2 separate regions of the Homo sapiens genome follow, and region 2 is linked to region 1. A link is a loop called in an ENCODE intact Hi-C map of the cell type or tissue named here. Cell type or tissue: dorsolateral prefrontal cortex. All regions are shown on one strand. Links, peaks and the distances in the headings refer to the core of each region. The heading gives the core; the rest is flanking DNA. Region 1 holds the start of LOC105371256 (a long non-coding RNA gene). Region 2 holds the start of LOC102723323 (a long non-coding RNA gene).

The links. Peaks named below come from ENCODE experiments on the same cell type or tissue, not always from the same donor. Only the 100,000 strongest peaks of a DNase experiment are listed, where the experiment ranks them.
Region 2: it touches region 1 in a loop (2.3-fold over the local background); 1 of 110 quality-filtered maps calls a loop at or near these places.

What each region holds. Positions count from the first base shown.
Region 1 is chr16:51,357,496-51,362,877 of GRCh38, reverse strand. LOC105371256 (a long non-coding RNA gene) reads right to left here and starts at 886. Exons shown (of 4, transcript XR_933559.3): 1 at 845-886; 2 at 67-294. RefSeq lists enhancers at 1,380-1,549, 2,005-2,174, 3,291-4,092. In dorsolateral prefrontal cortex, for the core only: no CTCF peak of the experiment used is centred there; DNase peaks (open chromatin) are centred at 3,107 and 3,627; H3K27ac peaks cover 2,091 bases.
Region 2 is chr16:51,522,849-51,528,230 of GRCh38, reverse strand. LOC102723323 (a long non-coding RNA gene) reads left to right here and starts at 3,098. Exons shown (of 4, transcript XR_933558.3): 1 at 3,098-3,367. RefSeq lists an enhancer at 1,217-1,946. In dorsolateral prefrontal cortex, for the core only: a CTCF peak has its summit at 2,990; DNase peaks (open chromatin) are centred at 2,323 and 3,010; H3K27ac peaks cover 521 bases.

The DNA.
Region 1 (5,382 bases), core at 290-5,289:
ATTTGCAAAGCTCATTCTCATCTCATGTCTCTGCACACACTGTTTTCTGTGCATGCAAATCTTTACCTATAGACCTTTACAGGGGTGGCTCCTTCTGAGTTCGGCTCAAAGATCAAGCGTTCAATGAAACTATTCCTCTGGTGGCATGGACTTCCCCTTTCCTGCCTCCCGTCGCTCTGTGGGGACCTTGTGCTGTTTTATTTTCTTTGTGGAATTTGCCGAGCTGTAACTCAAATCCATTAACTACTTCAGGACAATGATTATTCAATAAGTTGGACTGGGGAAATTCATTACCTACATGAAAAAAAAAATTAAAATTAGGTCCCTGCCTCATACTATATGTCAAAATCCCCAGGCAGATTAACCATGCTAAATATAAAAGGCAAAATATTAATGCTTTTTGGAGAAAATGCATAAAAATGTCTTTATGACTACTGGGTGGGAACAATTTTCTTATGCAAGACCAGTAATAATAATGGTAATAGTAAATAACTACAGAGTAAAAGATTAACAAACTTGACTACATTAAAATTAAGAAATCCCATTCATCAGAAAAAAAAGAGTTAAAAAAAATCCACAAACTGGGAGAATATAATTTCCAGACAATCAATCAATAATCAGTCAATAAAAGTTTAATTATTTGAATACTTACAGATCTCTTGAAAATTAAGATATTAAAAAATAATTCAGCCAGGAGTGGTGGCTTACGCCTGTAATCCCAGCACTTTGGGAGGCCCGAGGTGGGCAGATCAGGAGGTCAAGAGATTGAAACCATCGTGGCCAACATGGTGAAACCTCATCTCTACTAAAAATACAAAAATTAGCTGGGCGTGGTGGCACTCACCTGTAATCCCAGCTACTCAGGAGGCTGAGGCAGGAGAATCACTTGAACCCGGGAGGCGGAGGTTGCAGTGAGCCGAGATCATGCCACTGCACTCCAGCCTGGCAACAGTATGAGACTCTGTCTCAAAATAAATAAATAAATTAATTAATTAAATAAAATAAAAATAATTCAATAGAAAATTGGCAAAAGACAAAGTGACACAAATAGAAACTTCACCAAGAAGGAAATGTGATTGAAAACTAGAGAAGTTTACCATGAGTGCTCAACCCTAGTGGGAAAAAGGGAAAGATAAATGATCAGCATCATGAAAATCACTCATTTTTGTACCACTAGATTGGCAAAATGTTAATAAAATCTGGCAATGTCAAGTTTTGGTGAGGATGTAAAGCAGCAGGAACTCAAATATCAGCATGGGACTATATGTTAAAATAACTACTTCAGTAACACAATTTAGCATCATTGTATAAAGTTAGAAAGGGTCATATGATAAGACCTAAAAATTTATCTCTTGGTCTCTACTTAGAGAAATTGTTGCATGTATGATCCACAGGACATGTCTATCAATATTTGCAACAGCTTTGTTTAAAATTGCTTAAACGGGAACTCATCTAAATGCCTATACACAGATGGTTAAATAAATGATGAATGCTCATAAAATGAAATATTACTCTGTAGCAGGAGTGAATAAGCTACAGGTACACATGCCAAGGAGGATGAACTCCAGACATAAAATTGAATTTTAAAAAATTGCAGAAGAAAACACACGAAATAATCCTGCTTTTATAAAATACACAGAGAAGGAAAACTAAAAATATATAAATTTTGAAATATATACACATGCAGTAAAACTATAAAGAAAAGCAAGTCTGAGCACAGTGTCTCACACCTGTAATCCCAGCACTTTGGGAGACTGAGACAAGAGGATCTCTGGAGCCCAGGAGTTCAAGACCCACCTGGGCAACGAAGGCCACAAAAAAAATAAAAAATAAAATAGCTAGGCATGGTGGCATGCAACTATGGTCCCAGCTACTCAGGGGGCTGAGGTGGGAGGATCACTTGAGCCAGAGAGTTCGATGCTGTAGTGAGCCATGTTCACGCTGCTGCACTCCAGCCTAGACAACAGAGGGAGACTGTCTCAAAAAAAAAGAAAAAGAAAGAAAATATTTATTTTTCAAAATTAGAAGAAATGAAGTGACATAAGAGATTGGTCTCACAATAATATGAAGGGGAAGAAAGTAGGAGAGTAGGCATGAAACAAACGTGGCCAGGAGTTACCAGCTGCTGAAGCTGGGTGATGAACACTTGGGAACCCATCAAATATTTTCTCTACTTTCATATGGGCCTGAACTTTCCCAACATTTAAAATGATCTCTATTTATTTTTAAGTGTGTGTGTGTGTGTGTGTGTCTGAAGGGATGTACATATTTTGATTATTTTTTTTGAGATAGAGTCTCACTCTGTTGCCCAAGCTGGAGTGCAGTTGTGTAATCTCAGTTCACTGCACTCAGCTCACCTCCACCTCCTTAGTTTAAGTGATTCTCCTGCCTCAGCCCCCCAAGTAACTGGGACTACAGGCGTGTGCCACCACACCTGGCTGATTTTTGTATTTTTAGTAGAGACAGGGTTTCACCATGTTGGCCAGGCTGGTCTTGAACTCCTGGACTCAAGTGATTCACCTGCCTTGGCCTCCCAAAGTGCTGGGATTACAGGCATGAGCCACTGAACCTGACCCATATTTTATGAGAGTGGAATGAGATAGAAGAGAAACATACAGAAAACACTACCATATTGGCGATGTTCTATTTCTTAATTTGAGTGGCAAGTGCATGATTTTTTTTCCTTTTATTATGCTTCAGCACCTACAGAGGTACTGCATGTATACAATATGTAATACCTGCTTTATAATTTTTTAAATGGACAGGGAAGCAGCAGAGAGATACAAAGCAAGTGTGTGAAATGATTGGGCCTAGCCCTCTCCTCCTAAATTTTAGGGAGCTGTAGGCTCCCCCCATTTTAAAGATAAGGAAACTGAGTCTCCAAATGGCTACATGCCTGCTGCAGCCCAGCTGCAGGTGTCTACAGAAGGACAGGGTGGGAGGTGAGGAGAGGCAGGGAGGGACGGTTGCCAGGGAACCAGAGCTCTGGCTCCGGGGCATGGGTCAGTCTCAAAAGAGGGCCATCTGGGACATGGACTGCGGGAACACTGACCAGAGCTCTCAGGACACATGTGACTGAGGCCTCAGATGTGGGCACCATTCCCACATGGATCGGCTCCATTTTTGCTTGTTCTTTGGACATGAAACTAGAATCCTCCAGCCTGCCAGTGAGCCTGCGAGCATGATGTCACCAGTGGGTCTGAGCAGCAGGTGGAAACAGCCAAGCTAACTTAACACGCTCCCCAAACAAAGTCCTGTCATAGTGGTTAGCAGCTCGGCTCACAGAGGATTCTGTAAAGGAGAATGACCATGTTATAAACACCCAGCTCCTATTCCGCCTGCCCCAGAAACACGAGCTTAGTAACTGTTGCACGTGCGTGCACAGATAGCCCTGCTTCCTCACCCTTCCTCTCCTGGTTTGTAATCGCACTCACAAAGGCCCACCCCAATGACTTAAAGCATCCTATTGGCAGTCACAAAGGCAAAGGAACTCCAGGTTATGGCCACAATTCAGCTTCAGAGCCCCCCCATTGTGCCCAGCCACCGCAGTGGTCTCAGAGCTGTCGGGGGTCTTGCATATCTCATACGTGCAGCAAAGTGGGGGAACAATGTAACAAATTATGGACAAGCTCAGAGCCCAGCCTGTGGAATTCTTCCCTTTGTGAGCCTCCATCACATGTCAGCTGGGCTGCTGGGCCGAAAGGAGAACGCAGGGGTGGGGGACATCCCAGCAGCAGGAGGCCAGCCCAGCGCTGGGACACTTTTATGCTTTTCACACCGAGGAATGTTACCCCTTCACTCCTTCTCTCTCTCTCTCTCTCTTTTATTTACAAGGGAAAAGATTATTCTGACTCTGGTTTTTTTCTTGGAAATCTAAATATTCTATCTTAATACCAATACTATTTCTTGCTAAATAAAGACCCAAGTAAATTTTTGGAGTCTATTTTCCCAGGAGCCAAATGCAAAAAAAGTTCCAGCAATGTGGACAATCATCTTGGTCTTAACCCTGCCCTTATCTTGACTTCCTGGTGCCTCTATTTCCTCATCTGTAAAGAAAGATACCATTACAGTAAGACTATCTATTTCATATGATTGCCATAGGATTAAATGTCTATAAAGGGCAATACTTGCAACATAGACAGCCTTCAAACTGTGTGCTAGTGCTGTTACAATTATTATTATTCACAGTGCTATTGTCAGAAATATTCACCCTATGGCCATTTTCACCATTCTCCTTCATCCTCTTTCTTGGCCCTTTCACATCTTAGCAGGTTCTTTATAAGAAGGGCCATTTCTGATGCTTCTTTTATATCTTAAAGTATATAGGGGGGGCAGGACACAAGGATTCGCGGTGAGAATTTGTTTTCTAACAAATGCTCAAATTCCAAAAGGTGACCTAACAAATCCTAACGAATCCCAAAAGATGACCTGCAAAAGTAGACTTTTTTTTTTTAATCCCTGATGCTGAAATACATTTACTTGATGAGGAGGCTGTTGTAGAGCAACTAAAAGGTTTCTCTCAAGTTAACTTTCCAAGTTTTGTTAGAAGACCAATATCATGTTTTCTCAGGATGACAAGAAGAAAGTATTCCTTATGCAAACAATTTGTGAACACATCATTAATCATTTCAGTATTCTAGGTGCAAATTCTTAAGGGTGGCCTTTTCCCCTATGGATTTGGGAGGATGGTAGCATTTGGAGGGAGAAAGGGGAAATGTGGGCAGCCCAGCAGGCTCAGACATTGTGACTTCTGTAGGCTCAGCACAGTTGCTTGCTTTTCTCCTCTATGACTATGGCAGCCATCACTAATCAATCATCCTTAATCAGCCATCACTAATCAATCCTCACTAATCAATCATCACCAATCAATCAAGCTGCTCTTCTCCATCACCCCCTAGTCCAGTCTAAGCTTCATAATCCTTCTCAACACAGTATTCCTGGTAGACATTACCAATCATTTAAAGCTACTTTATAAAATAAAACTATTTGCCCCTCTGAGTAGAGGGAAGTGGCATGAGTCAACAGGTCTGAAGGTCAGAAGGTCTGAGAGGAGAGACGGGGTCTGATAGTTGGAGAGGTCAGACCATGAGCAAAGGTTTCCTGCTGGCTATGAGTAATAGAGACAGGCAGGTAGGATGGTGGAAGTTAAGTACGGTGTCAACTATCACATTGTCTGTAAGTAGCGGGGTGTGGGTACCAGGACAGGCTTCAAAGTTAGGGTAGGATTTGTGATCTTGATAGATCCCTGCTGGTTTTAAGCCAAACGGGGTAAACTATAAGTCACTCCATAAGCTATTTATGTATAATGGTATACATTTCAGGGTGCTCTTAATTGAGACGAAGACAAATATTTTATTGTAAGAATAGTATGTCCTAACAAAA
Region 2 (5,382 bases), core at 142-5,141, 170 kb before region 1:
CATTAGGTCTCATGAGACTTATTCACTACCACGAGAACAGTATGAGGGAAACCACTCCCATGATTCAATTATCTCCCACTGGGTCCCTCCCACAACATGTGAGAATTATGGGAGTTACAATTCAAGATGAGATTTGGGTGGGGACACAGCCAAACTATATCAGTCTTCAAGGATAGAGTAGGAGACTCTCTGGTTTCCACAAAGGTAAAGTATCAGAGTGCTTTTGGTTTTGGTTTTGTTGTTGTTTTTAAAGTGTGAGGGCAATTGCTCGGTTGTCCTGGGCCTCAGAGGAGCTGTAGACATTTAGTGCCTGTCCAAAATGCCAGTGATGCTCCCACTGAGAAGCATTGGCCAGGGAAGGGACTAGTGTTCTCTATCTGGGAATGGAAAGCTCAGAGGACAGTTAGAACATGCACAGTTGATGAGAATCTTTGTTCTCTGAAGATTCTGTGTAGTATTCAGTGAGATGCCACATAGATCCAGTAAAATACATCAAAAATTTGAAAGAGCTGAGGCAAACATACGGGAGATCTATCAGTGGGTTTGAGAAAGGGCACTGTTGTTTCTGCTGCCTTTGTGTCCCAGGGTTGTGTCCAGCATCAACAGCAGTAGCAACGTGGTCATCACAAAAATATTCCACCTGGTTTTGCTTCCATCCACAGGTTGCAGACTATAGGTCACATGTTACTCACATGGTTTTCCAACGAAACACACACAGTATTCTAAAAACATTCATACAATAACTACCTCCAACATCTAGAATTCTTGGGATTTCACATTAACAACCATATATTTCCTTTTGAAAAAATTCAGAGTTGGCAGCAGGGGCCTGTATGTCTGCGCAGCAGCATTGGTGGTGCCGGGTGGCTTCCGCCCCTTGAGATACGTCCCTCGTTCTCTAGTCCCCGCTGCCCTGGTTTTCTGCTTCAAGCTTGGCCTCTGTAGGCACTTGCATTTCTGAGCCTCGTATAGTCATTCTCTTCTTTTTCAGAATCCTTTTTCTGTAATTCTTCCATGGGTCCACCTCCGTAATCCAGCGAGGAGGGCAGGACCCGCAAGACAGGTCACATTTCACAAATGGGGAGACCAAGACCCAGGAAGGGGGCAGGATTTGCCCTGAATCAAAGAGCAACTTTTTCCTACCATAGTGACTTCAATAAATCAGACCACGATCCCCCTCCCTCCAGACACGACCCCCCACAACCTATTTCTAAGGGAGCTTATTTCCCCCAGCTTAGTTCAGGTGTTCCTGGCTTTGTGTGGCTATAAAAGAATTGGATTTAGCTCTGTTTGGCTTCCCTGTTCTCTTCCTGACAGCGCTATTTAATGGACAAACAGTTTGTTTTATTTATCTGACAGGGTTTCTTCACATTGTTTCGGGTTATCAGCCCTCCCCTGCAGATCATATTACAGCTTGTGCCGGGTTCGACCCTCAGTAGGGTTCACTCTAAATCAGATCCTTATCCTCACTGCAGTGATAAATAGAGCGGCCTGGAAGCCCACAGCCAGGTTATTTATTTAGTACCTCCGTGGATCATGTTTTATACAGCCGGGACTTCGTGTCAGGCCTTTACGGATCCAGCTTAAGTTGCATTCAGGAACTAAAACCCAAAGCCCCTTAAATAATGCTAACTTAATAGCTGACATTTTTATGAAATAAGTCTGTGTGGAGGGGGCAGAAAGGGGGCAATGCGGACAGAGAGCTGGAGCTGAGTTTCAGTGTGTGTGTGGCAGGGGTATCTGAACGCGGGTGGAGATTGGAGAGGATAGGGAGGCTTTGATTCTCTGGTTTATTTCAAACTAACAGAATATTTTGCTTTTAAGTGAGGTCTCTCATGGAGGTCTATAGTTCTTGTTTTTTTGTTTGTTTGTTTTATTTTAATGAGATAAAAAAGGAAGAGTCGGAGTTGAGATAATGTTTCTTAGGGAGCCACACAAATTAGGGATGGGGTCTTTCACTGGGCGGGGGGCAATTTATTTTATTTATTTTAAATTTTTAAGACAGGGTCTTGCTCTGTCACCCAGGCTGGGGTGCAGTGGCATGATCGCTGCTCATTGCAACCTCCTGCAGCAAGCGATTCTTGTGCCTCAGCTCCCAAGTAGCTGGGACTACAGGTGCACGCCACTACGCCCAGCTAATTTTTGTATTTTTGGTAGAGACGGGGTTTTCCCGTGTTGGCCAGGCTGGTCTCGAAGTCCTGGCCTCAACTGATCCTTTCATCTCGACCTCCCAAAGTGCTGGGATTACAGGCATGAGCCACCATGCCTGGCCAGGGGGCAATTTATGTAGTGGTGGAGGGAGGAAGCATTCTCTCTGAGAATCATCTTGTCAGAACCATCTGGCTGGGGGCGGTGCACAAGAACCATCTGCTGGGAGCCTCATTTCCATCCTGTTCCTTAAATGCAAACTTTTGACGTTATCCATAAATGAAGTCACACACACAATCACTGCAATGTGGGTACACGAAATGTGTTATTTTGACAAGAGTTAACATTTAACATACTCAAATTCATTTATTTTGCAATTGACTTATGGTATTTCTCCATTTTCGAATATACTAGAAGTCAAAAACAGAAAAAAAAATGAGCCTCATGTTTTTCAACCTTCAACCTTCAAGGATCTAGAGGGGAGGAAATGAAAACATCTGCCTTCATAAAGGTGCTGCTCTTTCCTTCCAGGATTCCCCAGGGCATCCTTGGAGTGCCCCCAGTTTGAATTGGAGATAAAAGGTATGGTCTTGTTGAAATTGCCCCCAAATTGAGCTGCACCTTCCAATTGAGGCAGAAAGAATCGCCTTTTGATACGTTCCACAATTGGAATGCAAATTCTCTCCCATCTCCTAGACACCTGGGCCTGCCCCCATTTTTCTTGACTGTAATCTGTTTAGCTTGTGCATAAAATGGCAAAAACAAAGAGTCTTTCTGTAAAAGAAAAAGAAGAGGAAAGAAAGTAGATTCTGTGTCCTCTTCCTTAGTCCTTGCCAAATCTTTGCTCCCAGGCCTCGGCAGGTGGCAGTGTACATGAGTCATGCAGTCTATCTTTCTGTTTTGTTTGTTATTAACCACTGAAATGATGGCACCATTCCTGGAGTTAGGCCTTCAACCAAAGAGCTGGGCCATCCGTGGCAATGCCTCCCAGGCTTGGGAGCTGGGAAAAGGCCCCAGGAGCTAGGGCATCCTGATTGTTCTTTCAAAGAAATCCCTCTTGTTCTTAGTCAACATGCTGGATACCAGCTAAAAAATGCAAAATGATCTTCAGGCAGGGATGGCACAGGACCCTTGCTGAGCTGTGAAGCCTGGCTGTGAGGATTCCTGCATGGAAACATCAACATGTTGCCAGATTGGTATACGACTCAACACCACACTGGTATGTAACCAGCTTAGAGGTCTGGGGGTTTTAGGGAAGCTGGGAAGTATTATTGCATGTTAGAGCTTGAGAACACAGGGCAGGCCAAAAGGTTAGGTTCTGATATGTGTGAAGGTTGAGTACCCGGCCCGGCACCTAGACAATGCTTCAGTTTGGCTTGCAACCAACAGGACACAACAGTGAAGGTACCCATTGCTGGGGGAAGAGGAGTAGGAGGCTGTGGTCATCACGGTTGGGGAAGGAAGCCATAGTTGAAACCACATGTAAATAATTAGGAAGAAAAAAGACCATGGTGTCATATAGATTTGTAAATCTCTAAAAATGAGGATGGTTAGGGGTACTGAAAAGAATTAAGTATTGTCATGAAATGCTTTCCTCCACTGTACATTAATTTTATTTAAAAACTCTTATATAAGCATTTACTTTGTATCAGGCACTGTTTTGAACGCTGTGCAAGTATGAGCTCTCCTACGCCTCATTACAAACCTATGAGCTAAGCACTTTTAGGTCATCACTGTTTCAGGATCTGGAAAATGTGGTCCTGGAAGGTTAAGTCACTTACCTGAAGTCACCTAGCTTCCACGTGGGATTCACATGCAGGCAGCCCTGCTTGAGTTCACGGCCTCTCTACAAGACTCAGGCAGCAGATCTTGGATTCAAAGTGCTTAGAATACATTGCTTTCCCAGGAGCCACATTCAAGATGGGCTCATGTGATTCTTTGCTGTCCTTTTCAGGATCTGTCCTTGCCTCCAAGGCCCCAAATCTTCAGTCTTCATGGTTGACATCTGTTTATTTAATCTGGGATGTCTGCTGTGCAATGACGCCCTGTCTTTCTAGTTCTTGTTGGTTGGTCTGATTGAACCACAGGCCTCTCTTCGTGCGCTTCATTCTTCTCTGCTCAGCTGGTATCTCTGTTTTTGGAAGGCAGGTGTGAATCCTTACACTCAGCTCTCGAGGTCATTCATTTCTTCCATCTTCCTGCTCCTGATCCAGCCTCCATGACCTGCCTGCAGATAGCATTGCTACCCATGTCTGTTGGGTAATGGATAGATATTCAAGGAATGTTTGTTGAATGAATGCATGAGTGAATAAATGACAAATAAACTAAGCCTCTGCCAAAAGCCAAGCCCCTACACCTGCTTTCCTGTGGCGAGCTCCCACTTGAGACAATTATCCAAACACATTAATTCCTGAAAGAAAGAGCAGCCAGGAGTTCATTCCTTAGAGCAGAAAACACAAAAGGTTAAAAGTGGCTCTTTCTTTGAGTCCCCGACTGTGATTTCAGCACAGAGTGCAAACTCATTCCAGCTGGAAGGATTCCATTGTTGACATCTACAAAGCATTTGGAAAATCCTCATGGAGAAAAATGCTGGCAAAATCATGTAAGAAAAAAACGAATGAAATCTATAAATTTTATTATAATCACATGAAAGTGACATTTGTTTATGGCCAAAGACTAGAAAGGAACATGAAATATCAACATGGCTTATTGTTTAGTATATTACAATTTGAATTTTTAAAAATACCTACTGATGATTGTTGTTGGCATGTGTGTGAATGCATGTTCATGTGTGAGTGTGCATGTGTGGAGAATAACAGGCTATGAAAAGATTGTACCATCATCCAAGGGAACTTTGCACTAAGTTATCAATCCTGACCTGTTCTTCAAAAGTTGGATGATTTCTGATTAAATTGTCCAGGTGATTGCCCAAGTCCTAACCTCACAATGGCAGTGGCAGTGGTAGTCAACACCAGGTTGACACAGTTTCTATAATTGGGTAAGCATTGCACTTTGGGCCCAAGGTAATCATCTTGTTGATAGCACATGGAAGGTATTTGGCAGCTAAAGGGCAGCTGAGCTAACATTGCACCTGGCTGTTAAGAACATATTAGAATGATTAAGAGAAAAGAAAGATAAACTGTTTATTATTATTATTATTATTATTATTATAGTTTAAGTTCTGGGATACACGTGCAGAACGTGCAGGTTTGTTACATAGGTATACACGTGCCA